Linked DNA regions of Homo sapiens: regions 2, 3 and 4 are each linked to region 1. The links are chromatin contacts, found by Hi-C or POLR2A ChIA-PET in ENCODE. All regions are on one chromosome and are shown on one strand. Each heading gives the region's core, a stretch centred on a gene start or an enhancer-like site at or near the end of the contact. The rest is flanking DNA. Distances are from core to core; before and after follow the strand shown. Region 1 holds the start of LINC02043 (long intergenic non-protein coding RNA 2043). Region 2 overlaps ST6GAL1 (ST6 beta-galactoside alpha-2,6-sialyltransferase 1). Region 3 overlaps ST6GAL1 (ST6 beta-galactoside alpha-2,6-sialyltransferase 1). Region 4 overlaps ST6GAL1 (ST6 beta-galactoside alpha-2,6-sialyltransferase 1).

Region 1 (7,028 bases), core at 3,188-5,687:
CCAGAGAATTTGCCACATCGTGTTGTGATTCTGTTTCCACATCTGTCTCCCCCACTGGACTGAATGCTTCACTCATCTTCATACCTCCCTGGTCTCTACCTGGTGCCAGACCCGTCCTCAGGGAAGGAGAGTGCTCAGGAAATAGGTATTGAATAAAGGGAATGTGTACATACATACATACGTACATACATATGTACATACATATGTAAACTTTCTGATGGTCAAATGGAAAAATGTGGGCTGAAGGATAATACAGGTAGAAGAACCTAAGATTACAGATTATTGATTTGGGAGGAACTTTATTTTATTATGCAAACAGTCTACAACTTCAAAACATGAAAGGCACTGTGTTGTTAGGAAGGGCAGTGGGAGAGGGTGGCCCCACAAAACAGCATAAAGTTCTAAAGAATTTGAAAGAGGAACACTCTGCAGGACACTGTTCCAAGGACCCCTCCCTAAGAGTCTGTCCCTTATTGGGAGGAACTTTATTTTATTGTGCAAACAATTAAAAAAACAGTTTACAACTTCAAAGCAAGAAAGGCACTGTGTTGTTAGGAAGGGCAGTGGGAGAGGGTGGCCCCACAAAACAGCGTAAAGTTCTAAAGAATTTGAAAGAGGAACGCTCTGCAGGATACTGTCCCAAGGACCCCTCCCTAAGAGTCTGTCCCTTATTGGGAGGAACTTTATTTTATTGTGCAAACAATTAAAAAAACAGTTTACAACTTCAAAGCAAGAAAGGCACTGTGTTGTTAGGAAAGGGAGTGGGACAGGGTGGCCCCACAAAACAGCGTAAAATTCTAAAGAATTTGAAAGAGGAACGCTCTGCAGGATACTGTTCCAAGGACCCCTCCCTAAGAGTCTGTTCCTTAGGCTCTGCCCGTTTTTGGCCACTTTGTCAAAGGGCTTCTTTGTGAACAAAGTGAGACATGTTATTTTTGTTTTCTTAAATTCTAAAGTGATCCTCTCAAGTCTCCTGGGAGAGACTCCTGTGAGGTGTTCGTGACCCACTCCATTCCAGAAACAAGACCAGGAGACTGAAGATTCTGCCAGATCCCACATGTAGTGAAAAAATGAAATCACCCCTAACCATTCCAAAACTGACTGAATCCTAACGGAGCTCTACGTAACTCCAAAGCAAGTGTGCTGGGATGGTCCTCAGCTTTTACATCCCCCTGCCCCCCACCCCCACCCCCGCCCCTGCTCTGTGGTGCAGGGTCACGATGGGCTCCTTCCTGTGCTCCTGGGTTCCTGTCAGCGTTCTAGCAACAGGTCTCCACTCTGAGAATGACAGGTGGTGTCAGTAGCAGCAGTTGGTTCCAGCTTGTCATTTTCCCAGCACTCCCATAACCAGCCTGATGATGCCCATTCAGAGACACCAGCACGAGCTGGCCATGTCCCCTCCCGAGTTCTGCATCCAGCTCCCAGACCCCAGGCTCTGAGCAGTGTCTCCTCCGCAAAGAACAACCCCAGCCCTGGGGCCATCTTCAGACTTCTGAGTTTTGATCATTCCAACTTCTTTTTGTTCCCTTAGCTCTTGAGGTAGTAGCTGCTTCTTGCAGTTGAAATCTCCATGATATCTCAATATCATCCTTTTTTTTTTTTTTTTTGCCTTTTTAGTTCTCCAATAGTTGTGTGACAATTCCTTATATTAAATTTTCTGTTAAAATAATTGGTGTGGGGTCTATTTCAGTGATTGGACCCTGACTGACAGCAATGTTAAACCTAAGAAATTCTGAAAGTAAATACACCTTAAAACTAAGTAAGTAAAAATTAAAAACAGAAAAGTTAATTTGCAACTTATGAAAAGAAAACATGACAAGTCTGAAGATAACTAAAAAACTAAACAGATGCAAACCTCTGACGAAAATTCTGAAAATCGGCAGGCCGCAGTGGCTCACACCTGTAATCCCAGCACTTTGGGAGGCCGAGGCGGGCGGATTACCTGAGGTCAGGAGTTCGATACCAGCCTGACCAAGATGGTGAAACCCCCATCTATACTAAAAATACAAAAATCAGCCGGGCGTGGTGCCACATGCCTGTAATCCCAGCTTCTCGGGAGGCTGAGGCAGGAGAATTGCAGGAACCTGTGAGGCGGAGGATGCAGTGAGCAGAGATTGCGCCATCGCACTCCAGCCCGGGTAACTGGAAAACTAATTTTTAAACTAACAAATCCAAACGTAAATCTCTCAGCAGTTACCTTGGAACCACCCCCTCTGAATTAACCTGTCAGGTGCTAAGTGGCTTGCACACCCGGTCCACTGCCAGGCTGGGCAGCCGGCGCTGGCGGGTGGGAGCAGCCCCGAGCCAGCTCCGGCTCCTCCTAGGCTCGGCCGAGCCTTAGGAGGCGTGGCCTCCGCGAGCGTCTGCCTCCGCCCGCCGCGCTCGCGCAGGCGCACTAGGGGTCCCCGTCCCGCGAGGTCCTTCGCCGGGCGGCGGGAGCTAGACGAGCACGCAGGGCACCCCTCGGGCTCCCGGGAGGCGGCCCTGGGCGTCCCCTTTCTGCCGCCGCCGCGGCCCCGGCTGCTTTCTGCGTAGCTGGGCAGGGCCCGGGCCCCCACATCGCCTCTCTCGGGAATGCGGGCGCTCTGGAGCCGGGGAGCCGGGGCGACCGCAGGGAGGGCAGCTCTCCGGGGTGGAGGTCCTCGGGCGCCGCGCCCTCGCCTGGAAACCAGCCGTCGCCCCCGCAGGAGTCAGCCGGCGTGGACGCCCCAGCACGCTCCTTCTTGGTGCTGCCGGTCGCCCTGCAATTCCGAGAAGAAAGTCAGAGACGCCGTGGCCCACAGAGGCGCTTAGTTTTCCTCGCTCACACTCACGTTGCTTCCTCATCGCGTTCTTCTTTTTCTCCCTGGGTGCTTTCTCTCCTCTCCAGGAAAGCGGATTTGGAGGAACAGGTTTCGTGACTGTCATCCAACTGGAAAAGGCCCCGCGAGCTGGAAGGGGGGGCGGGGGGGGGGACGGGTGCACCCTCAGAGTTATTGCTGGAGGCTGTGGCCAGGCCGGGCAATGTGGTGACTTCCGCTGGCAGGCTGAGGCCCACCCCAGCCCTCCCACCTGGGCCACGGGGCTCTCAGCGGGAGCCCCAGTTATGACCGGACACCAGCGCACCGCCAAGGAGACAGCCACGTGGGGACATGCCGGGCTAGCAGGGTCAGAGCCACTTTGAGGACTAGTGACCTCGGTTCCCTGGCTTAACCAGGTCCTTATGGGTGAGAATCCTGAAGAGGGGGAGAGGGATGGAGGCGAGGGACAGTAGGCAGGAGGAGCTGATGAATAGGAAGGAGGAAGAAGATGAAATAAACAAGAAAGAAAGAAATTACGTTCAGAGCGCTGCTCACCTTTTCCATGTCTTCTGCACCTTCATAGCCTTCAAAGGTGTCCATGGAGCTAAACTCCCTGCTGGAGCAGCCTTGGGGAAAGAAAGGAAAGGATGGGGCCTCTCTGGGGTGGGAGGACAGCCCCTCTGCCCATGGCAGGGTGTAGCAGGCAGTGCCTGTTGCAGGCGGGGTCCTCCCCATCTCTAACTCCTGCTCTCCCAGGGCCTGCACTCCGCTGGGCTGTGAAGGGAGTCTGATTTTTTCAGGCTCTTTCCAGCGCTGAAATGCCTTAATTCACTGAGAAGAAGCGTCCACATGCTTTTCATGGCCCTACCTCCCTGTTCGTCCAAGAAAACAGTCGTCTTTTTTGCTTGCCTGTCTTCTAACCATGCCTCCGTCCCTTCTTCCTCCCCTGTCTATTTCCCACCCTCCTCCCCTTCTTGCCTCCTTTTCTTTCCCGTAATTAATGTCCATTTCCCATCTCCCTGGCAGCCTCTGCCAAGTGTCACTGCTCCCCATAAGGGAAAATAAGAGGAACAAGCAAGTGCATCCATCCCTGCCTCTCTCCGCAGTGAACTGATAAACCCATCAGTCTTGCCCGTGGTGCACCTGTTACATCCCCGGGAGGTGTTGGACACTGTGGGGAACAGCAGCCACCGCCAAATACTCAGCAACTGCCCTGTGCCTGGTGGGATGGTAGGCGTTTGTCAAAGTTTAAGCCTCACAACCCTGTAAGGGTCTCAGCCCCCTTTACAGTTGGGGAAACAGACAGCAATGGTCACTTGGCCAAGTCCTCTTGGCCTGTGGCAGGGCAGCTGGCTTCTCCAGCCCTGCTGCTCTTTACCCTCGCTCTGAGTGAGATGCGGTTTCTGCGCCACACGGCTCACAAGCCAGGGTAGGGAGCCGAGCATCTGCATAAAGCTCCCAGCACAGGGCAGCCCCAGACTGAGGCTCGGCTGAGTAATCCACGCGGCGGGAGCCGTGCTAGGAAAGTGTCTGCTCAGGCGAGAATTCAGGGAGGTTTGGGCAGGCCTTGAGGGGCGGACAGGACTGGAGAGGGAGGGCCTTCTGGGCAGAGGCATGGCGGGAGGGCTGTAGGCGGCAGTGGAGGGAGCTGCAGTTATCTGGGTGAGCAGGCAGCGGACAAGTGACGTCTCCCGGCCTGCTGCCCCAGGCCCCCCACAAGCCGCGTTCTGGGGCCGTGGCCTCCCCAGAGCAGATCAGTGGGGGCTGTGTGAGCAACACTGGGGGCAGCTGGGCAGCGCCTCCCTGGAGGCCCCTCTGAAATCCCGCCGGATGCTGGCAGGCTCCAAGGGGGCTGGACACCATCTTCTCAGGTTGAAGCAAGTCCTGGTTGAGTTCCTAGTCCAGGAGGTGGGATGGGTGAGGGGTGGAGGGCAGAGGAGAAACTGCGTCAGGGATGTGTCCGCCACCTTCATCCTCCAGACGGGACTTGGGAGCGGCTGCAGGAAACCCTGAGAGATTCCTCTTTAGGGAAGTCATCCAGCCCTGGGGTCCCCTTATGCCGGGAGCAGTGAGGACAGAAGAATGACCATCTATCTTGCTGAAAGCTCTGTGAGGGAGGAACGGAAGAACGGAGGGAGCTACGACCTTGACCATCCCCTGAGTGTCCATGGCCTCTGTGCTCCGGATGATGCCGGGGCTGCCAGGGACCACAGAGCCACCCACTGGGAGGCTGGGGGTTGGCCTGGCTCAGGGGCGTTCGTCAGCCATAGACACCCACAGCATGTGGTGGGCAGGGCTGGGAGGTGACACAGGAACTGAAAAACCTGAGAAGCTCCAGCCACTCCGCAGGGTAAGTGCCACCTGGGGTAAAATGATTAGCTGGTTCCAGCCCCTCCGCAGGGTAAGTGGCACCTGGGGTAAAATGACTGCCTGGAGCTGGCAGCTGCTTTCTCTGCTCTCCCCAGGGCCCTGCAGGGAAGCGTGGAAAGGCGGCACAGGGCTGGACCCAGAGGAGCTCTCAGATGCTGGACTGGACTGTTTCAGGGGTCATCTAGCCCATTCCCCGCCTCCAGGCGAGGATTTGCTTGAGCCTGGAAAGATGAAGGATCCTCCCAGTGCCGTCAAGCCCCGGATTCCACCTCCCTGTAGGTGGACTGCCAGCGCAGGCCCTGACAACGCAGAGAAAGACACAGGACCCAGCTGGGCCAGTGACAGCAGGAGCTCCTGGTGCCACAGGTGAGGGTGGGGACGCCTGGAGCACCATGGGGGTCCTGGTTTAGTCTACAGCAGGGTCTTAAAATAGGATGTAAGTGTTACATCTTGACACAGTGTACACATGCTGACACATATTAAAACAAATTTTACACAGCAGTATTATCCTGAGTATGAGTGACGCCTTTTAAGGAGTTTATATTCTATTAATTCCCTTTTTAAAATGCTGGTCCACATCCACTGAATTGATTTTATGACCTACTAATAATGTGTTATAACCCACAATTAGAAAGGCACCGTTCTAGGGCAGGGCAGAGGGAGACAGAAAAGAAAGAGAAGCAGAAAGGAAATAATAAGGACAAAGGGAAGGAAGAACAAAGTGAGGTCAGAGTGGAGGAGGGTGTTTTGTGGGAGGTCACACAAATGCCTGCCATGATGTCCCTTCAGCCCTCTCCTAACACAAACCACATCCCACTCTGTGTCTGCCCTTAAGTCTTTTCCATTGGACCCTGGGTTTATATTTTATTAATATAAAAGAATATATTTTTGGTGGAAGGGATATATAATAGAATATATATAATATATAGAGATAAGATAAATAGAATATATATAATATATAGAGATAAGATATATATAATAGAATATATAATATGTATAGATAAGATACATATAATAGAATATATATAATATATATAGATAAGATATATATAATAGAATATATGTTTGGTGGAAGGGCTATCTTTTTCACCTCTGTAAACCCACAGCTTCTAGCAGAAGAATTAGAATCAGGCAAAAAGCTTAGAGAACACCCCACCCCTAAGTCAAAAAAATTCTCATTTTGCAGGAATGGAAACTGTGACTCATAATAGCCAGCTAGTCAATGATTATTCCCCCCAGTCCCTGGCGCATCAAGATTTGCTGGTAGGTGGTCATAAGCATCATTTTTTTATTTCTAAAGTGAAGACAATGATATCTACTTTGGAGATTTAGTGGAAGGATTAGCAAAATGTACATCAAGAACAGTGTCTGGCCAAGGCAGGGTGTCTCACGCTTGTAATCCCAGCACTTTGGGAGGCTGAGATGGGTGGATCACCTGAGGTTAGGAGTTCGAGACCAGCCTGGCCAACATGGTGAAACCCTGTCTGCACTAAAAAAAAATACAAAAATTAGCTTGGCATGGTGGCGGGCACCTATAAACCTAGCTACTTGGGAGGCTGAGACAGGAGAATCGCTTGGACCTGGGAGGTAGAGGTTGCAGTGTGTCGAGATTGTGCCATTGCACTCCAGCCTGGGGGATAGAGCGAGACTCCATCTCAAAAAAAAAAAAAAAGAACAGTGTCTAGTACACCATAGAAACTCAATAAATAACATTTGCTAGTAATACGAGTAATAACCAGCCAGATGTGTTGGCTCACACCTGTAATCCCAACACTTTGGGAGGTCAAGGCAAGAGGATCTCTTGAGCCCAGGAGTTTGAGACCAGCCTGGGCAACATAGGGAGACCCCGTCTCTAAAAAAAACTTTAAAAATTAGCCG
Region 2 (6,434 bases), core at 2,316-4,815, 220 kb before region 1:
ACTGCACTCCAGCCTGGGCAACAGAGCAAGACTCTGTCTCAAAAAAAAAAAAAAGAAAGGAAAAGAAAAAAGCCAATCAAAGGAGAAAACTTTTTTGAGGAGATGGATATTCTAATTACCCAATCTGATCATTGCGCATTGTATGCATGTACCAAAATATCACATGTACCCCATAAATATGTACAATTATTATATATCAAATTTTTAAAAAGAAAACTTTAAACTGACTTGGGTACTTAAAGAGAAAAAAATCCTGTTTGTCAAACCTCCCTGCTAATTGAAAGTTGAACTTTCAAACTCAAATAGGCCTCTAAGAAATCACCAAGAGAAATCCACAACTACTGAGATCCCAGCAAACAAGCCTAGCGAGGGGGAAAGGCTGCAGAAAAAAGAAACTACCACCTCTCTGTAACTTAGAATTAGAGCTCAGAAAAAGAGGCAAATTAGGAGAAGAAAAAATAAATGCATCACTGTATTCAGATTATACAATCACACGCTTAGAAAATTCAACAGAATCAGCTCAAGTTAGTAAATTCATAAATACATCAAAATCCACTGCCTCTAGGTGTAGTTAACTCTAAATAGCTAGAAATTATTATGAAAGAAATTTTATCACAATTTATCACCAAACGCTTTTATATTTTCAAGTTAGCCTAATACATCCTACAACCATTTATGGAAAATTACATTCTGAGTCCGGTTGAAGAAAACAGACATACTATAGATCAGAGTTAAAAAAAAAAAAAACTATGACTTGGCCGGGCGCGGTGGCTCACACCTGTAATCCCAGCACTTTGGGAGGCCGAGGTGGGCGGATCATGAGATCAGGAGATCGAGACCATCCTGGCTAACACGGTGAAACCCTGTCTCTACTAAAAATACAAAAAATTAGCCAGGCGTGGTGGCAGGCACCTGTAGTCCCAGCTACTCGGGAGGCTGAGGCAGGAGAATGGCATGAACCTGGGAGGCGGAGCTTGCAGTGAGCCGAGATCATGCCACTGCACTCCAGCCTGGGCAACAGAGCAAGACTCCGTCAAAAACAAAACAAAACACTATGACTTGAAGGACAAATCTGGTGCATCCCTCATTTTGTAAATAAAGTTTTGTTGGAACATAGCCAGGCCTGTTCATTTACTACTATCTATTGTTACTTCTGCAGTACAACAGCAGAGTTGAGTAGTTGTGACAGACATCATGGCCCTCAAAGCCAAAACTATTTACTATCCGGCCTTTTAAGAAAAGCTTGCTGACCCCTGATATAACTGATCATGTTCTCCAAGCTACTCAGTTCACAGGTGTCTTCTCAGTCCTTATTCTGCCCAAGAATATGTCCCACCTCTGCAGACTTTGATACCAACAGCCAACATCCCTCAAACTCCATCCCCCTTTGCCTTCCATTGTATGGTGCACACCTAGTTCTCCTCTAGCCGGTCTCTGACCCTTCTGACTTTTCCCTGTTCTTTTCTTTGTCCTTTAAATGTAAATCTTTTTCTAGATTTTCTAATTGGTCTTCTTCCCTGGATTATAACCATTATCTCACCTTGATACAAATGACTTGTAAATCTATCTCGATATCTGATCCTTCTCTAGAATTAAGTACTCAACAGCATAGATATCTACCCAGGGAAATCCACACACACTTCAGTCTCAGAACATCCAAAGTGGAATCTGCGTTCCTCTGGAAGCATGCTCCCCTTGGTAAGATACAGCCTGCTCCCAGGCTAGACATCCTGGCTCCTGCCTCTCACTCAAGATCATTTCCAGCTAGATAGTAAGTTCTGCCTCTTACTTCATGAGCCCTCTCAGGTAAGGTCCTTTCTCTTCATCACTGCTACCACAGCCTGGGCAGGCCTGGCACTTCTGACCTGGTTGTGGCAATAGTCCCTAATAATGGAGACATTATAGAGTACAAAACAGGGACTCATAGAGAAGTGAGAAGTCTCCCTTGTTCAAAAACCTCCTAGGGCTCTCCATGGCTTAAAGAATGAAACCTAAAGTCCTTATTGTGACTATCAACGTTCTCTAAGAGCTAATGCCTAGCTACCTTTCTGGCCTCGTTCCTCACCCATCTTCACCCACAAGGACCCACATGCCGTCCAAACAGGATTATTTGTGATGCCCAAACACACTTTTCCCCGTGCAGCCTTTGCTTCTTGCCTTTGCCTTAACTCAGAATACCCTTCTCTTTCTCTCTAGGACAGCTAATAGACAAGAATAGAAGAAAATTTTTAACATAATAAAAGAATAATCACACCGAATTTTATTATGAAGCTACAATTATTATGAGGCACAACAGCAGAGGTGCCAAGAGTGGGGTCTTTGAAGCAAGCACTCTGCTTTCAAACCTCAGTCTGCTATTAGCCAGTTGTGTGACCACTTGAGCCTCCGCATTTAGCTCTCCAGCAAAATGAGACCAATAATCTTATCAACCTCACAGGACTTCTGGGAGGATGAAAAGAGCAAGGCATGTTAGGAACTCAGCAGATGCATAATAAGCATCACTTGTATTGATGATAGTGTTTTAAAATTATGCTACTGTTTGACATGAAAATTCCAGCAAATCTAGGATACTTAACATGTATGAGTAAACTATCAAAAATAATTGAAAATGACTGAGCCCACCATTGGCTGGTTTGTGAGACTGCTGGAGGCAGAGTATGTTATTACACTCTCTCTGATAGAAAATCTTGCTATGGACAAAAAAAAAAAAGTCATAAAATGTCTCTTACTCGTGTCTTCTAGCCTCACTTCTGAGGATATTTCCCTGTTGAATGTCAATAGTGGTTACCTAAGTTATCTGCACAAAAACCTTGTCAGCAATGTTATTTGTAAAAGAAAACCATTTGAAATAATCTGATCCATCCAGTAGTTGGGAAGAGACTCAACAAATTCCAGATGCAGGAGGAAGTGTATGGGCCTGGCACGCTGCCTGCAACTCGGGCTTCAACAAAGGGCCTTTCCCTTCCCTTTCCCCTTTGTATTGTTGATGAATCCATGAATAAATAAAAGAATATATGAATGTCTTAAAATATTTGTTAGACAAAATGCCAAGAGGATATATACCCCATAACAGCAGAACATTCGAAGTCTAACATGCAATTTTGATTACATCTCAGGATCAAAGTCCTTCTGTGGAAATCCTTATTTTGAAGTTGAAACTGCAATCTATAGAAAAATATTATTTGTATTAATGTTTACTTAAATCACCCCAAATCTTTAAGGAGTGCATAAAATTAAAGCTGTAGTTCTAATTAACAGAGCTATCAGGCCCTGTCTCAAACTTCAGTACAATTTCAGCCAGGCACGCAATATTAACTTGACATGAAGAAGAAGGATCAGCTAATACCTAGGATATCCCAAACATTTGCTACATAAGCAGCAAAAATGGAGAAGAAAGAAACTTAGCTCCATTATGGATGAACAAAAACCAATCACATTTAGTTTCTTGAAAACAAAGTCCAAGAAAAACCAAAAATACAAAAGCAGAAGTTGAGGTGGGGCCGGCCAGCGGGGCAGCTGCCTATTTGGGGAGGTAGAAACTGTGATCTCACCATTTCTTTCTGCTCTAGAGAATCCAGTTTGGGCCTACTTTTCTTTGAGAGCCTGTGCTGGGTTTCAGACCATTTTTCCTGGCAGTCAAATGAAGGAAATAAAAAAGGAGACGTATGACCTCACCTGCTCCAGTACCTCCAGGCTGACAGAGGAGCAAAGCTTCCTGTGCTTTGCTTTCTTTAGCTGATTCATTTCAAATAATGGAAAACACATTCAGCATAAGAGAAATAAGGCTCTCTGTTACACAGGTTTACAAATATAGACAGACTTTCTATCTTGATTCACTACAAAGGGTTTCAAGAAAAGCAAATTAATATGTTGTGACCAGTGACTCTGAAACTTTTTTGGGTCACAGATCCCTTAGAGAATAAACTGCAGTCTACAAACTCCCTTCCTGGAAAAATGCACGGACACACTTATACGCATACACATACATTCTACACACCTAATCCACAGACAGTTTTGCACGCAATTGCAGGGATTCATGACCCTCTGAAGTTGGTCCATAGCCCCCAGTTAAGAATTACTGACCCAATTAAATCTTTTCAAAGAGAAAAGCTGAAAATTACCCAGGTTGTTGAGGCCAATAGAGTCCTCCACTAATCAGGAAAAACAACAGAATTTCAGAACCTGGAAATGATGTGCAGATCTATGCTTCAAGTCTTTTCAAAGGTCAATTGTAGGCTTTTGATTATTGGTAGCAGCGGAACTCTCTTTTTCAAATGAAATCTTCTACACAATTCCAATATTTAAAACAGATGAAAATAAAACTATTCTGTTCCCAACACAAAGAAACAATAAATGTTCAAGGTGATAGATATTCTAATTACCCTGATTGGATCATTACACATTGAATACACGTATCAAAATATCCCCATAAATATATCTAATTATTATATATCAACTAAAAATATTAGGAAACAATAATGAAGCTCTTCTAATTGATAAAAGATGCGGGGGCCTAGAGCGCCATCTGTTCAACTCCCTCTGTGTCACTTGTGACTCTGAAAAAAACACTGCCCTGGGCCCACTCCACTGGTCCGCTGAGCCACACTTGGGCCACTTGTCTCCCATACCATCAATATGCCCAGCCAGTCCCAATAAGCACTGCCATTCACAGAACAACCCCAGAACATACCGATTTCTCTGCCTAGTTGGGAGGACTTCAGAGATCCCGCTGACGACACAACAGCACACCTGCCCCAAGGCCCAGCCTTGGTCCTAATGCTCTCCTTGGGCAGATAACCCTCCCATTCAGAGGTATTGAAGGGAAAATCTGTGACCTCTACCATGGATACATTCACATGGTCCCGGAGGTGGCAGCGCAGGGCCTCTGCACTGAACTTGATGCCTGGTCCTGGCCCCTTGTAGGACACTTTGTACTTGTTCATGCTTAGGTAATTCTTCCAGATCTTTTGCAGCCTAGGGATAAGGTTTTTGGAAGAGCTGTCCTTGTTCCACACCTGGAAGGAGGCCTCTGGTTTGGCCTTGGCTAGGCCTCTGAGACTGCCGAGGGTCTGGCGGCCCCTGTGGGGGTCCTGGGTGCTGCTTGAGGATACAGACTGGGAATCAGACCCCATGGCCAATTTCCCCAGACTCTTTAACACCTGGAATTCCTTGGTTTGCAATTTAAAGGAATCATAGTAACTCCCTTTCTTCTTTTCCTTCCACACACAGATGACTGCAAACAGAAGAAAGACCAGGACGCAGCAGCTGAACTTTTTCTTCAGGTTGGTGTGAATCATAATGAAGATGTGTTCAGGGAAGTCACTTTGTTCTGAGCAGGAAAACAAGCCTAAAAAAAGTGAGACAAGGAAAAACAAATGATGTAAAGAAAAACCCAATGTGGCATGAGGCGGAGCGATGGACTGAGCAATAGATTTGAAATGAGGTGACTTGAATTCCAGCCCTGGTCTACCTCCTGGCCACCTCTGCAGCCTGTTAAGCAATTCTCGACAAAAGTCAGACTCAATTTGGGCTTTGAACGTGGACAGCAGTCCCTCTTCCTCTTCCACTCTTCCACTCCCTTCTTCCTCTTGAGCCATGAACACTTTATATGTCCTCCCATCATTACTTTTTCTATGCTGAATATTAGTTTCTGGTTGCCTTGGTCTACCTCTCTGACTGCACTCTGAGTTTCTTGAAGTCAGAAACCACATCTTGCAAATCACTCAGTTCCTAGGGCCTTGTAACATTTGTTAAATGAAGCCATGCATGCTTGAAAAAAAAATAGAATAAAAAAAAGCAGGCTGACTGTTTTACATCACCAGACCTAAACTTCCTAAAATAGTAAGTGGCCCAACACCCCTTCAAAATGGCCAGAAAAAGACTTCTCGTTATAGATGATGCCATAGATTTCTGATGTATCTCTCTAAGGGCTGCGATGCTGGACTCCTGCATGAGAAGATCGAGGGTTATCTCCACCACAGTTTTGTGCAGTGCCCTGCAAGAAGAGCACTGCTGAGACAGGAAGCTGACTCACCTCATGATAGAGGCTAGGAATTCTGGGTAAGATAGCAGACATGTAGCCAACTAAGGAAATGGAAACAAAAATTCATTAAGCACGCTAGATGTTATTTCACTTAACTTCACCATAACCAGGGCCACCATGAGACACAACTCTGGGGGCACCACGCATAGCATAGTCTAATACGAAGGGCATCTCCTAACCTGTACAGGGTTCACTTCAAAGGTGTTATAATCTCCATTTTATGGATTAGCAACCTGAGGCTCTAAGAAGTCAAGGGAAGTGCCCAAGCTCACAGAGCTGAGGAAATGGTTGCACTGAGGTTCAAATCGAAGTGGATTTGATTCCATAACCCATGTCCTTTCCAGTACAACATGCACAGAACTGCAAGAAGCTCTGGAAAATAGATTTCACT
Region 3 (7,031 bases), core at 738-3,237, 240 kb before region 1:
TTTGGACTTTTTTCTTCTCAAATCTGTTTTCCCTCTGTTATAGACTGAATTGTGTGCCCCCAGAATTCCTATGTTGAAGCCCTAATCCCTAATGTGACTAATACCCTGTTTGGAAATAGGGCTGTGAGGGAGGTAATTAGGATTAAATGTGTCATGTGGTGGGGCCCTAATCCAATGGGGCCAGTGTCCTTACAACAAGAAGAGACCCGCAGAGCTCTCTCTTTCCACCACGCACAGAGGAAAAGCCATGTGAAGACACAGCCTGAAGGCATCCTTTCTCTGATTCGGAGAACTAGTGACTGAGACTGTGTCTGCTGGCCCAAATCAAGAAGCCCCAGAACTCATGATTGCCATCATGATTAAATTTTAGCTCCAATTATGATATTAATAGACTGTATGGCAGGGGTTCCATCAAAATCACCCAGCTCACCATCGCTGGTTTTAGACCCGTTGTTGATGGAAATCTCGCCCACCTCCCACCCGCCCTGCCAACCCATCCAGATACCTGTCTTTCAGTATCTTGAGAAGAAAAGTTGGAGCTTCCAGAAAGCTTTGGTGATTTAAAGTGCTGGTGGCAAACACCTAGAACCAAATCCCACCTCTGTCGCTTACTTTCTGGGCTCCTGTGAGCAACTTAAACTCTGGGAGCCTGAGTTCTGAGGTAAAATGGTGGTTGGTGGTCATACCTCACAGGGTTTGCCATGAAGATCAAATGAGAGAAGGCATGTAAGACCCTTAGATGGTATATATAATATATTTAACAAATGGCATCAACTATTATTTCAAGATAAGCCCCACTGAGTAATCTGGAAATGTCCTGGTTGCAGTCCAGTCAGTGTGGACTGTTGCTAGGCATATAGGAAGTAGGTCTTCTCTCTCCAGCTAGCACAAAAGCTTCCAAGGAAGCCACTGGGTCTTCTTGTCCCATTGTCTCCTCTCTCAGGCCCACAGGGTACAGGAGGTACTGAGTTGAGTCTCACAGAAACCTTCTTACTCTTATAGTCAAAACTGCATTTATTTAAAGACCTGTCCATTTACATATATCATTTTTCCTGTTGACTCTCATAGCCACACCTGGCACAGAAGTGTCACATGCCTGACTAGGTCTGCTGGCCTGAAACCTAACAGTATGACACCATTCTCTATAAAAAGCCACCTTCTCAATAAGAAAAGTGCCTTTTTTGTTTTGCATGCCTTCATCATGGCCAAGGGAGGGGAGCTGAACAAATGTGGGTCCAGATGGCTTTAGAAGAGAGCTGCTAAAGCCAGGCGCAGTGGCTCATGCCTGTAATCCCAGCACTTTGGGAGGCTGAGGCAGGTGGATCACCTGAGGTCAGGAGTTTGAGACTAGTCTGGCAAACATGGCAAAACCCTGTCTCTACTAAAAATACAAAAAATTAGCTGGGCATGGTGGTGCATGCCTGTAATCTCAGCTACTTGGGAGACCGAGGCAGGGGAATCACTTGAACCCAGGAGGCAGAGCAGGGAGCCGAGAGTGCACCACTGCACTCCAGCCTGAGCGCAAGAGCAAAACTCTGTCTCAAAAAAAAAAAAAAAGAAAAAGAAGAGAGCTGCTGTCAGGAGACCTCTCCGTCTGGGAAAAGAACAAGCCACTCAGAGGCAGAATTCTACCAAAGCAACAGCTATTCTCTCAGTGACTTCTGGGTGCCAGATGTTCTCCTTGTGGAGTGGGGGTGGGGACCCCGTTTACTAATCCACAGAAACAGACACAAAATAGTTAGGATAACTGACCAGGACAAAAGATAGAGAAGACAGACCACCAGCTTTTTAGGATATCAAGGTAAGAAAGGGCAATGATAGAAAGTGTCCATCACAGTTCAGTACCACCACAAGTGCTGTCATGGAGCGGCCAGGACTCGAGTACGAAAGGAACAGCCAGATACTTAGTGTTGCTTACAGGAGGTGAGAAAAGAGAGCTGACTTGCCTAAGAAGCAGCAGGAAAGGCTCTCTTGAGGGTGGGTAGTGTATCCCGGGAAGTGGGCCACCTTCCTCGCAGCCCTGGCACAATGGTGCACAGAGATCTAGAAGTGTAATGGGAAAAAAATCTGCTTCAGTAGAAAGCCATGCATTTTCTGAGCACACTCTTCCTCCCTGTCAGATTCTGATTCCACGGGAGCTATTTCGCAACCCTTTGTGAATTGTAGGCAACTAATACATGTGCCTACTGGGCAGGATGCTGCCCAGGAGAGTTTCAATTGATTTCTCCCCTCCCCCTGCCTTATCTCACAGAAAAACTAGTTCAACTCCTTTACTCCAAATTTGTGTTGCTTTGACTTTTCCTTTGAACCAGTTGTAATATCTGCCTGGTTCCATCATACGAGTAAAATAAAATCTTCATGATGAATTCATTTTTAATATCTGTATGAGAGTCATCATCTTACCTTTTTTTCCCTAAAAATTATCCTTTAACAGAAGTTTTGCCTCCCTTCTGCTAGATGCCTCTCAAGTGGTCTCAAGCTGACTCACCTTCCCTGTTGGGATTTGGGAAGGTGGAGTCATTCGCAAACAGGCAGAGGCAGACATTCAGGTTTCAGTAGTGCCCATCGCTACTATTTACAAAGCACTTGCTGCATACCAGCCTCTGGGTGACATGCTCCACACATAGTAACTCCTTTGATCCTAAAAAAAAACCCTGGATAGTAACTATTCATATTTCTGTGTTACAAGTAAGGGAAATGAGGCTCAGAAAGGTAAAGTAAAGCAACTTGCTGAAGTCACTCACACAGGAAGTGTTGGGGGAGGGATCTGATCAAAGCCTGCCTGACTCCAGTACTCTTAATTCCCAGGCAACCTTACTTTGGCCTTAAATACAGTTTCAAATCTTTGCAGGACTGGGGTTTCGTTCTTCACAGTGAGGAAGACTGAATCATCACGAAGAAGTGCTCAGAGAGTAGGTAGCCTCCGCAGTCCAAGAGAGTGCTCAGGGAGGGCTCCTCCCCTCTCCCCTCTCCTCTTTGCTGCTGCCTGCTCACCTCCAGATCCTACCATCCATGTATCAAACAGAGATTGGTTTCTCTCTAAATTCATTCTCTTCAACCTCAAAGTAGCCCAGCATGGCCTGGAAATCCTACTCCATTCATCAGGTTTACTGACGGTCCCACTCACCTCAATGACAATTATAAATCTCTTTGTTCAAACCTTCTCTACTAAAACCTCTTTCCCCCTCAGCCTCCTTCTGACTTGGCCTTGCATGCCACTTTGCAGAGAAAATAGAAGCCCTCTCATCCTTCTAATACTGACTGCCTCCAGCTACACCACTCGCACCTTCTTCCCTCTGACTCCCGCCTGCTGGGGTTCATCCTCCACTACGCTTTGGCTCCACCACCATCATGTTGTGGGTAACTAATCATTTTCTCCTCTTTTTAGTATATTCACTTTCTCCCTCTATCAACTGGTTTCTCCCTGTTGATTTAAAAGAAAGCTTTTAAAATATACATAACATAAAATTGACCATTTTAGCAACTTTAAGTATTCAGCTTAGTACATTCCTATTGTTGTGTAACTATCACCACCATCTCCAGAACTTTTTCAGCTTCCCAAAATGAATCACAGTATTCATTAAACAACAATTCCACATTCCTTTCTCCTCCTAGCCCTTGGCAAACATCATTCTACTTTGTTTCTACTCCAGGTGTTCCATATAAAGTGGAATCATACAGTGTTTGTACTTCTGTGACTGTCTCCCCTACTGACATTTTTTCCAATTTAAAAATTGTATTAAAATACATATAACATAACATTGACTATCTTAACCATTTTTAAGTGTACAGTTCAGTGATATTAAGTACATTTGTATTGTTGTGCAACTATCACCACAAACCATCTCCAAAACTTTTTCAGTCTTGCAAAATTGAAACTCTATACTCATTAAACAGTAACTCCCCATTCCCCCTCCCACCTCACATTCCCTGGCAACCACATTCATATAGTATTTTGTGTGTGTGTGTGTGTGTGTGTGTGTGTGTGACTGGCTTATTTCACTTGGCATAATGTCTTCAGGGTTCATCCATGTTGTAGCCAATCTCGGTATTTTCTTCCTTTTTTAGAATAATATTTTATTGTATGTATAAACCAGCTTTTGTGTATCCATTCAACATCAACAGACACTTGGGTTCCTTCTGCAGTCCAGCTATTGTGAATAAGAGTAGTCTGAATATGGGGGTATGAATATCTCTTCAAGACCCTTCTTTCAATTTCTGTACATATACGCCAATAAATAAGATTATTAGATTACACGGTAATTCCATTTTTAAGTTTTTGAGGCACTGCCGTACTGTTTTCCACAGTGGCTGACCATTTTCCATTCCCATCAACAGTGCCCACGGATTCCGATTTCTGATCATAGAAGCCACCCTAATGGGGGTGAGGTGGTGCTGTGTTGTATTCTTGGGTTGCATTTCCCTAGCAAAAAAGAGTTGAGTCTCTTTTCATGTGCTTACTAACCATTTGTATATCTTGGAGAAACGTCCATTCAAGTCCTTTGCCTATTTTTAAATTGGGTAATTTGATTTTTTTTATTGTTGTTTGAAGAGTGTTCTATATATTCTGTACATTAATCCCTTATCAGATAGATGACTTGCAAATATTTTCTCCTATTATGTGTGGTGTCTTTTTACTCTGTTGAGAGTATCTTTTGATATACAATTATTTTTAATTTTCATAAAGTCCAACTTGTATATTTTTTCCTTTGTTACGTATGTATGCCTTTGGTGTAATAATGACGAAATCATTGCCAAATCTGATGTCATAAAGTTTTTGCCCTATGTTGTCTTCTAAGAGTTTTATAGTTTTTGGTCTACATTTAGGTCATAGATCCATTTTGAGTTAATTTTTATTTTTGGTGTTAGGTAAGGGTCCAACTTTATTCTTTTGCATGTGGATAGCCAGTTTTCCCAGTATCATTTCTTAAAAAGACTGTCTTTTCCTCATTGAACGATCCTGACACACTCATCAAAAATCATTTACACATATATACAAGACTTTATTTCTGGACTTTTATTCTATTCCAATGGTTTATATGTTTGTCTTTGTACCTCACTCTCTCGATTATTGTAACATATGTATTTTTTGAAATCAAGAAGTGAGAGAACTCCAGCTTTATTCTTATTTTTCAGGATTGTTTGGTTAATCGGGGTCCCTTGAGGTTTCATATAAATTTTAGGATAGCTTTTTCTATTTCTGCAAAAAAAGAAATATCTTTTGGATTTTCACAACGATTGCATTAAATCTGCATATCATATTCGGTATTATTGACATCTTAACAATACTTTTTTCAATCTGTGAACATGGGATGTCTTCCAGGTTTTTGTGTCTCCTTTAATTTCTTTCAGAACTATTTTGTAGTTTTCATTGTATAAGTCTTTCAACTCCTTGGTTAAATTCATTCCTAAGTATTTTATGCTTTTTTATGCTATTCTATTGTAAATGGAATTGTTTTTTAAATTTCCTTTCTAGATCATTCATTGTTATTGCACATAATAGAAAAAATGAATATTTTTTGGGTGTTGACTTCGGATCCTGCTACTTTATTGAATTTGCTTATTTATTCAATATTTTATTGTACTGTACCCATCCTTCTTCCTGTGATGAGGAAGGGACAAAGTAAGATGTGTAAGATTTCATCCCACTACTCAGAACAACGTGTCATTTAAAACTTCTGAATTGCTTATTTCTGGAATTTTTCATTTAGTATTTCCAGCCTGCAGCTGACCACAAATAAATGAAACTGCAGAGAGTGAAACCATGGATAAGGGGCTGACTTCTAATTTCAACTTCTAGCTGCCAAGTTACACAAGAAAGAAACTGAGCTGCACCTTTGGCCCCTCTCCCTTTACTTCTCACATCTAATGCGACATTAAAACCTGTTGACTGCAAATCGCAAGCAGCCCTTAAATACATTCTTTTCTCACATTCACCTTCACCCCTACTCTTGTGCAAGCTATCAGCGTATCTAACCCAGACTACTTGTAAGACCTTCCTAACTATGTGTCTTCATCTACTGCAGCCCCTCTGCTCAGATGAAAGCCAGTGATGGTTACAAAATGCAAATCTGATCATGCCATAAAGAAGATGTCTCACCCTGCTGGGTGAGGTGGCTCACGCCTGTAATCCCAGCACTTTGGGAGGCTGAGGCAGGTGGATCACCTGAGGTCAGGAGTTTGAGACTAACCTGGCCAACACAGTGAAACCTCGTCTCTGCTAAAAATACAAAAATTAGTCGGGCATGGTTGTGGGCGCCTGTAATCCCAGCTACTCGGGAGGCTGAGGCAGGGGAATCGCTTGAACCCAGGAGGTGGTGTTTGCAGTGAGCTGAGATCGCGCCACTGCACTCCAGCCCGGGTGACAGGCCAACCCCCCTACCCCCACTGAAAAAAGAAGATGCCTCGGTGCAGCACCATGGCTTGACTCCTTCTTGCTTTCAGCCTTGTCTCTCACCACATAGTCCCACATATACTCACCTCTTCCTGAGTCCTTCCAGTCCCCCATTTCCTTCCACACAAAACTGTACCCATGCTGTTGCCTCTTCCTGAAAAGCTCTTATCCCACCCTTTTCAACATCCACACATTCCTTCTACACAGCCAAGTACCACCTACTTAGGGATTCTGACCTCCTTGAATAGCTCAAATCTCCCCTTTCAGGGCTCTCCTAGTACCTTGACCACTCTCTTCTCTAGTTCTTTTTTGCAAATTTATTTATTTGTAAAACTATTTGATTGCATCATAAGAACAGAGGCTGAGCCTGTTTTGCTCACAATTGTACCCTCCCCTACCAATGTCTGCAAATATCAATAGTAAGTGCAGTTAACGTTTATTGATACATGTGCCAGGTATTGTTCTAAGTGCTTTGCACAGATTTTTCTTATTTACACCTCACAACAACCCTGTAAGGGAATTATTCTCCCTTTTTTAGAGAGAAGTAACTTGATGATCCTTCAGCTAGTAAGAGACAGAGCTGGATTTCAACCCCAAGCAGGCTAACTATAGAGTTTATGTACTGACTGCCACAGTC
Region 4 (7,225 bases), core at 2,889-5,388, 160 kb before region 1:
AAGAACTAAGCCACTTGCCCAAGGTCATGGAGCTGGTACAGAGCTAGGATTCAAACCAACTCATCTAACTCCAAAGCTTGTGGCTACAGCACCCAGAGGAAAGACTGCCCCTACAGATAAGGGTGGATAAGGAAGGGTTCCTGTGAAGTAAGAGTGTTGACCGGGACCTTGCTGGAGCAGTGCTGGAAGGACATCCAGGAGGTCCACAGGGTCCCTGAGATCCCTTGGGAGAAGACATGCAAAATCAAATGCCCTCAGTTATTCTGCTATTTTTCAAATAGTAAATGCTACCTGGTGGGCACCTTGGAATACTAATTATCTTACATAAACTCAAATTGATATGTTCTCTATGCTGACAGCAAGTCAAATACACAAAGCTTTTAATCATTAGCTTTGCATCCAAAGCTCAAGCTTTCTGCCAGCTCCCACTAGCCTGCCAACAATGTTATCCAGGTTCCCTCGAACATGGTGCATAGGGCTTCATGCTCTGTGAGGTCTAGCAACACACCATCACAGCTAGAAAAGATCTTAGTGGACATCAGCCCAATCCTCTATCTGATGAATAAAAATCCCCCACTCAGTAGCAACAAAAAGTGGCCAGCCAGCATCTACTTCCACATCTGTAATAATGACAACCCTTCTTTCAAGACAGCCTGTCTGCAGAGAGCAAAATATTAATTAAGAAATGTTTTTATACGTTGGACTGAACTCTTCCCCATTCCCCTAAGTATCCATTTCCTGGTTCTAACAAACGTCTGTTCTTTTTTCCAAAAAACAACCTTTTAAGACTATGGCACTCTTCTAAACCTTCTCTTTTTCAAGCTAAATAGTCTCAGTCTTTGAATCATTCTTTAGATAATATGGTTTCTGAATCTCCTAACTTTTCTGTTTATTGTCCTCTGGGCCTATTTCCATTTGCCCCCCTCACTCTTAAAAGAATGACAATAAGCTCAGTTCCAGGTGTGACCCAATTACTGTAAAACAAGAGGAATGACTACACCTCTACGATGCAAATACTGAAAGTTTCTGGTTAGTTTTTAGTAGCTTCATGTTAATGATTCTCACTTAGTTGAAATCAGGTGCACTAGCCTTTTTTTGTTTTGTTTGGTTTGGTTTGGTTTGGTTTTTTGTTTTGACACAGGGTCTGGCTCTGGCTCTGTCGCCCAGGCTGAAGTGCAGTGGTGTGATCTCAGCTCACTGCAACCTCCACCTCTCGGACTCAAGCCATCCTTCCACCTTAGCCTCCCTAGTAGCTGGGAATACAGGCACACACCACCACCTCCAGCTAATTTTTGTAATTTTTGTAGAGATGGGATTTCACTATGTTGCCCAGGCTGGTCTCGAACTTCTGACCTCAAGTGATTCCCCCCACCTCAGCCTCCCAAAGTGCTGGGATTACAGAGTGTGAGCAACTGATAACCTCACTAACTTTTCTTACAAGTCCTAATCCTTAACCCCACCACCACCCGCCCCCACCACCACCCCCCCACCCCAAAACACACACACAGCCTGGCTTAACCATTGGTATTTGGAGCCTACAGCTAGGTCTTTACATTTATATTGGTGCAGCCTGTCTTTCCTCACTCAGTCCTTCCTGTAAGCTGTTAAATTTATAGGGAATCTCGATTCTGGCATATACAATAGCTTCTACCCCTCTCAGCTTCAAATTTTCCGTCAGTGTGATCAACAAGCCCTTTATGTGTTAATCTAAATCACAGGTTAGAGCTGAGGAAGCATTATCCCCATGACCAACACAAATTAGCACCCGTTAGAGACACTTCCAGAAGCCCTACGTGTAAACCAACTGAACCATCATCCAGTCCACATTTACCATGTCGTCTATGAGAACAGAAATCCTGTTACTGAGGATACAAAGATGTTCACTGTCTAATCGAAGAGTTTTAAGTTAATTACCACCACAACCAATGTCAATTAAAGTGTATGCTTCTGTATCATACAAAAATGCCTGACCACTGAGGAGATACTTGGGATGGTCTTTAACATATAGGCTATATGGCCATATATAAATTTTACTGTGCCGACACCACAAACAGGAACTAAAGCAGAGGTATGAGAAGCTAGGCATGACTGCCAACTGGAAAAGAGGTTACCTTACACCATGGGATATTATGCATACAGAAAAACTAAAGTGCTTTTAAATACGAGCCCCAATAACTCTGTGTCTCAAGTTCTAGCATAAGAAGCAGCAGCAGAAACATATTTATTTAATGATAATAATAATTCCCTTAAATATCATAGTTATCACTTGTTGAGTACTACCATGTGCTATGCATTTTCCATAGGTCAACTCAGTTACTGCCTGATACAGTTGGTTTATAATTATTCCTTTTGAAAATTTAAATTTTATTTCTCTCCCCCTAGGTTTCTCCCATCTCCGTAAGATCTTGAGGACCTTCAACAGCACTTCAGCAAAAAACATTTTCAGGTTTCCTCAGGTAATTCGTTCAACCAACCAACCATCCCTTAGATAAATAAATATTTCTCAAATTCTCCTAAGAATAAGACACTATGCTGGGTGCTGGGGAATCTGGCTGACTTTAAGCAACTACATTTCTTGGCTTTATTTCTTGTGGGCCGTGGGCTTCAATTTTCTCCCCCAAAGGCTTGTTGTATCCTCTCTCCCCATTGTTAGCTGTGGACCTTGGGTAGGTTACCTAAAACACTGATGTAATACCCTTCACTGGATAAGGAAGGTGGTAAGGTATGTATGTGCCTAGCGTAGTTCCAGGGACATAAGATACTTACTAACCTTAGGGGCTTTTCTTTCTTCTTTCTTTCTTCCTTTCTTTCCTTTCTTCCTTCCTTCCTTGCTTTCTTTCCTTTTCTTTCCTTCCCTCCCTCCCTCCCTCCCTGTCTCTCTTTCTCTTTCTTCCTCCCTCCCTCCCTTCCTTCTTTCTTTCCTTCCTTTCCTATGCAGTCTGCCTGACTTCTCTCAGAAATGGTAAGAGTAAAATAGAAGTTGATTGTTCTGTTTTCCCCCAGGACATCTGTGAACATTACATCATTTGCCACCATTAGGGAACTAAGCCTGTATTCACTGTATATCACTTTTTTTTAAAAGGAAAGAAAGAAAACCTTTGGTTCTGAGTATGTTTAGCAAGTCATGGTTCCTTGTTTTTCTTTTTCTCCTGACACTATTCTTTCTATAAAATCCAAAGGAAATGACCTTAGATCATTTAAATTCAAGTTTCAGAGAGGTGGCTCGACTTGCTATAAGATGCATCTGATTTGACATCAGGTTCTTCTGATCGCAAGTCTGGGGTCTTTCCGCCTCATTTGGCCAACTCTCTTGTCCCCTTGCTTCCCCAGACTCACCGTGATATTCCTTTACCTCCATCCAGAACTCAGATAACGTGTCACTCTAGTCACCCTGAAGATTTGCCTCTTGAAAACATAATCGCCGTGCAGTAAAGAGGAGACCAAAATAGAACCACATACAGCTGCCGAAAAGTGCTGAAGAATATGGCGCTAAGGAGAGAAAGACACCACTAGCCAAAGGCAAGTGGATCAAAAAGCAACCCCCTACATTGGACATTCTTGTTATTTTGTTGTGGTGGTGGTGGTGGTGGTGGTGGTCATTGTTGCTGTTGTTGATACAGGGACCTGTCTAAATTCTATAGTATTTAATACTGTATTCAACAAATATTTACTGTTGAATATTTATTGAATACAATATTCAACACTATGTGCCAGGCATGATAGAGGCCTGGACTGAGTAGCGACTCTTTGGTATGAACCAGATATAACTTGCACGATGTTTCACAAGCTGGTTTGGATGTTATTAGCTTAGTGTGTCATTTACCCCATCCCTACTCACACCCGAAACATGATATTTTGTGGAGCTAAAAAAAAATACCTCAAACAAATCACTTCCTCAAACGGCAACCTAATCTCTGCTTCCTTATGGCGGGGTCTCTTGACTTGCTTACACTTCCCCACTTTCTACTGGTTCCTCAAATAACTGAAGTCGGTTCACATCATTCCACTGAAACTGCCTTTCTAATTGCAAAATCTAAAGAGTCCTTTCCAATACTTATTTCAAACAGGCGTCTCTGGGTCTTTTTCAAACTCCCTCCCACTAATGCCTTTCAGGCATCCTCCCCAGCTTAGCCTCCCCTGGGACCAGCTTCCTGCCAGTCCTGAAATGCCCACATACACGGGGAAGATTCCTGCTTCCACATGACCAGCCCCCAGTGACATCTCCCTCAGACTCCAGACCTCGTCTTTTTTTCTTTTTCTTTTTTCTTTTTTTTTTTTTGAGACAGGGTCTCACTCTGCCACCCAGGCTGGAGCGCAGTGGCGCAATCTCGGCTCACTGCAACGTCCACCTCTGAGGCTCAAGCAATCGTCCCTCCTCAGCTTCCTGAGTAGCTGGGACTATAGGCATGCTCCACCAGGACCAGCTAATTTTTTTTTTTTTTTTTTACTTTTTGAAGAGACGGGGTTTCGCCATGTTTCCCAGGCTAATCTCGAACTTCTGAGCTCAAGATGCACCCACCTTGACTTCCCAAAGTGCTGGGAGTGCCTAGCCTCAGATCATATCCTTTCAAAAACTTTTAGAGACCTGCACAAAAGCTTTATATTCTACGCTTACTCACTTTAAAAAAAAATGTATTAAACATTTGCTAAGTGCTAAGTATAATTCTTAGTGCATAGGATACTACAGTGAATAACCCAGATGAAGATCAACACCCTTAGAGTTTTACATACTAGCAGAGGGAGACACTAAGAGCCGTAAATATAACAAATTAAAAAAATTATTTGGTATCTTAAAAGATGCTAAGTGCTTAGAGAACAAAGTAGAGTACAAGAAAGGGGGGATAGGGCCAGGCTCAGTGGCTCACGTCTGCAATCCCAACACTTTGGGAGGCTGAGGTGGGCGGATCACTTGAGGTCAGGAGTTCGAGACCAGCCTGACCAACAAGGTGAAACCCTATCTCTACTAAAAATACAAAAATTAGCCATGTGTCATGGTGGGCACCTGTAATCCCAGCTGCTCAGGAGGCTGAGGCAGGAGAATCACTTGAATCCAGGAGGTGGAGGTTGCAGTGAGCCGAGAACGTGCCACTGCACTTCAGCCTGGGTGACAGAGCGAGACCCTATCTCAGAAAGAAAGAAAAGAGAGAGACAGAGAAAGAGAGAAAGAAAGGACGGAAGGAAGGACGGAAGGAAGGAAGGAAGGAAGGAGGGAGGGAGGGAGGGAGGGAAGGAAGGAAGGAAGGAAGGATGGAAGGAAGGAAGGAAGGGAGGAAGGGAAGGAAGGAAGGAGGGAGGGAGGGAGGGAGGGAGGGAAGGAAGGAAGGAAGGGAGGAAGGGAAGGAAAGAAAGGGGAGATCGGAAGTACTGGGTTGAGGTAGGTTTCCATTTTCCAAAGGGCAGTCAGAGGAGAACTCACTGAGAAGGGGACATTTGAACAAAGAGTTGCAGATAGTGGAGGAATGAGTCCCACAATATCTGGGGAAGCGTGTTTGCGGCAAGGCTCAAGGCAGGAGTGCACTGGTGTGCACTGGTTGGAAGGAAAGGATCAAGGAAGAGGGTACATGGAGACGGGGTCCGGGAGGAACAAACAACGATGTCGGGGAGGTGGAGGAGTCTGGGCAGGGCCTTTGAGGTCTTGGCAAGAACTCTGGCTTTTAGCAAATAAAATAGGAGCTGCTGCAGGAGGCTGAGCAGAGGAACAACCAGATCTGACTTAATATGCCAGAATTGCTCAGGCTGCCATGTGGGAACAGGAATAGGGGGCAGGGATAGTAGTAAGGAGACAGCAGCAGTCCCAGTGAGCGATGCTCATGGCTTAGACCAGCTGGTTGCAGTGGAGGCAGAGAAGTGGGTATATTTTAGACGTGCTTTGAAAATCATGCCCGATATTTTAGATGTGAGTGTGAGAGAGAGAAGAGTCAAGGATGATTCCAAGGGTTGGAGCCCAAGCAACTAGACGGATGGTGCTACTTTAATGGAAAAAGAGGAGACAAAGGAAGAGCAGACCTGGGGGCAGAGGAAATCTGGAGTTCAGCTTTGGATATTCTGAGTTTGAGATGAGACTGTCAAACAGAGCGTAAAGTAGGAAGCCTGATAGGAAAGTCTAGAGGTCAGGGAGAAGGTGTGAGCTGGAGATCCATATTTGGGAGTTATCAGCATGAGAGCTTTTCGGATGTTCTTGATCAGCTAGTGGAATTTTTCTCCACCCAGCTGCATGACTGTTTACTCTGGAGCAAGGATTCCTGGGCGTAAACCTAACTCCTCCACTCCTCAAAGGTCTGATCTTGGACAGGCTACTCAACTGCTCTCAGTGTCTGTATCCCCAAAAGTGCCTACTTCTTTTATTATGAGGAAAAAATGAGGCAATTCGTGTTAATTACCTTGCACATAGTAATAAGCACTCCCTATATAATAACCATTATAATCCCCTCCCTTCCTCTCTCCACCTCTTACTACCTTGCTAAGCTTGGTATCTTCAACTTCCCTTTTTTCTCACCTCATATTCAACTCATCCCTCACCCTGAGTGCCCCTGGATCACTGTCCACGCCAGTGCCTCACTGCCCCTAGAGCAATCCTATAAACAGTGTTGATTCCAACTGAATAGGTCGCAAGCTTCTATTTTCTACTCTCAGAATATTTCTTAAATCTGCCTCCCTCTCTTTGTTTTCTCATTATTTCCCATCTGAGTTCCCAATAAGTTTTACTTAAATCTCAATTATATTCTAATCAAATTAAAATGTCATTTTAATGTGCCTACATGTCTGTCTTCCCTTAAAACCGTAAGCATTTCAACTGCCAAGTAATAATTATCACTGTATCCCTAGCACCTTTATGTCCAGTGCCCAAACCGTGGTAACTATCCAGTAAATATTTGGTGAATGAATGGAAACATTTTATTGGCTAATTATTACCTGCTAGACACTCTGTGAAATTAAAATACAACCATCACTACCATATAAACTACAATTCCTGCCCACAAAGAGTTTTGAGAGACAAACTTAGCGTACCTGAGACAGAAAACAAAGCAGCCAAATAAATGTAATTAGATTACTATTAAAAAGAGAGAATTGGGGCTGGGCGCGGTGGCTCATGCCTGTAATCCCAGCACTTCGGGAGGACGAGGTGGCTGGATCACCTGAGGTCAGGAGTTCAAGACCAGCCTGGCCAAAATGGTGAAACCCCGTCTCTACTAAAAATAAAAAAATTAGCTGGGCATGGTGGCGG

Evidence for each region. Hi-C counts contacts between places; a loop is a spot of excess contacts on that map. ChIA-PET counts read pairs that join two places held with the same protein, here RNA polymerase II (POLR2A). Pooled maps may share reads with other maps.
Region 2: a pooled map shows a loop between it and region 1 (3-fold over the local background). The contact joins the enhancer-like site here to the promoter of LINC02043 in region 1. A Hi-C loop is called at or near these places in 6 of 50 pooled maps. POLR2A ChIA-PET finds 5 or more read pairs at or near these places in 4 of 52 experiments (HepG2, activated B cell, activated CD4-positive, alpha-beta T cell and 1 more).
Region 3: a map of PC-9 shows a loop between it and region 1 (3-fold over the local background). The contact joins the enhancer-like site here to the promoter of LINC02043 in region 1. A Hi-C loop is called at or near these places in 1 of 168 maps with a recorded cell type or tissue (PC-9), 5 of 37 single-sample maps with no recorded cell type and 7 of 50 pooled maps. POLR2A ChIA-PET finds 5 or more read pairs at or near these places in 1 of 52 experiments (RWPE1).
Region 4: a pooled map shows a loop between it and region 1 (2.5-fold over the local background). The contact joins the enhancer-like site here to the promoter of LINC02043 in region 1. A Hi-C loop is called at or near these places in 4 of 50 pooled maps. POLR2A ChIA-PET finds 5 or more read pairs at or near these places in 4 of 52 experiments (CD4-positive, alpha-beta T cell, PC-3, WTC11 and 1 more).

The regions. Positions count from the first base shown.
Region 1 is chr3:186,822,930-186,829,957 of GRCh38, reverse strand. LINC02043 (long intergenic non-protein coding RNA 2043) reads left to right here and starts at 4,437. Exons shown (of 4, transcript NR_125409.1): 1 at 4,437-4,651; 2 at 5,246-5,516; 3 at 6,337-6,413. It also overlaps the pseudogene MCF2L2P1. RefSeq lists a silencer at 2,365-2,604.
Region 2 is chr3:187,041,567-187,048,000 of GRCh38, reverse strand. ST6GAL1 (ST6 beta-galactoside alpha-2,6-sialyltransferase 1) reads right to left here. Exons shown (of 8, transcript NM_173216.2): 4 at 4,691-5,347. The coding sequence starts at 5,297. Among named protein-coding and RNA genes, the nearest start is that of RPL39L, 95 kb to the left of the region's middle. RefSeq lists enhancers at 3,358-3,467, 3,578-3,847, 6,098-6,167. Within about 2 kb of position 3,565, at least 9 of the 41 ENCODE cell types and tissues checked have a DNase peak (open chromatin) inside an H3K27ac peak, as active enhancers do.
Region 3 is chr3:187,059,532-187,066,562 of GRCh38, reverse strand. All of the region lies in intron 5 of ST6GAL1 (ST6 beta-galactoside alpha-2,6-sialyltransferase 1), which reads right to left. Among named protein-coding and RNA genes, the nearest start is that of RPL39L, 76 kb to the left of the region's middle. RefSeq lists an enhancer at 750-929. Within about 2 kb of position 1,987, at least 17 of the 41 ENCODE cell types and tissues checked have a DNase peak (open chromatin) inside an H3K27ac peak, as active enhancers do; they include PC-9, where a contact is called at or near this core.
Region 4 is chr3:186,982,829-186,990,053 of GRCh38, reverse strand. The region is part of intron 2 of ST6GAL1 (ST6 beta-galactoside alpha-2,6-sialyltransferase 1); the gene reads right to left. It overlaps LOC124906314 (a long non-coding RNA gene), which reads left to right. Exons shown (of 3, transcript XR_007096208.1): 2 at 2,383-2,456; 3 at 3,363-6,757. Among named protein-coding and RNA genes, the nearest start is that of ST6GAL1, 56 kb to the right of the region's middle. RefSeq lists an enhancer at 3,844-3,973. Within about 2 kb of position 4,138, at least 8 of the 41 ENCODE cell types and tissues checked have a DNase peak (open chromatin) inside an H3K27ac peak, as active enhancers do.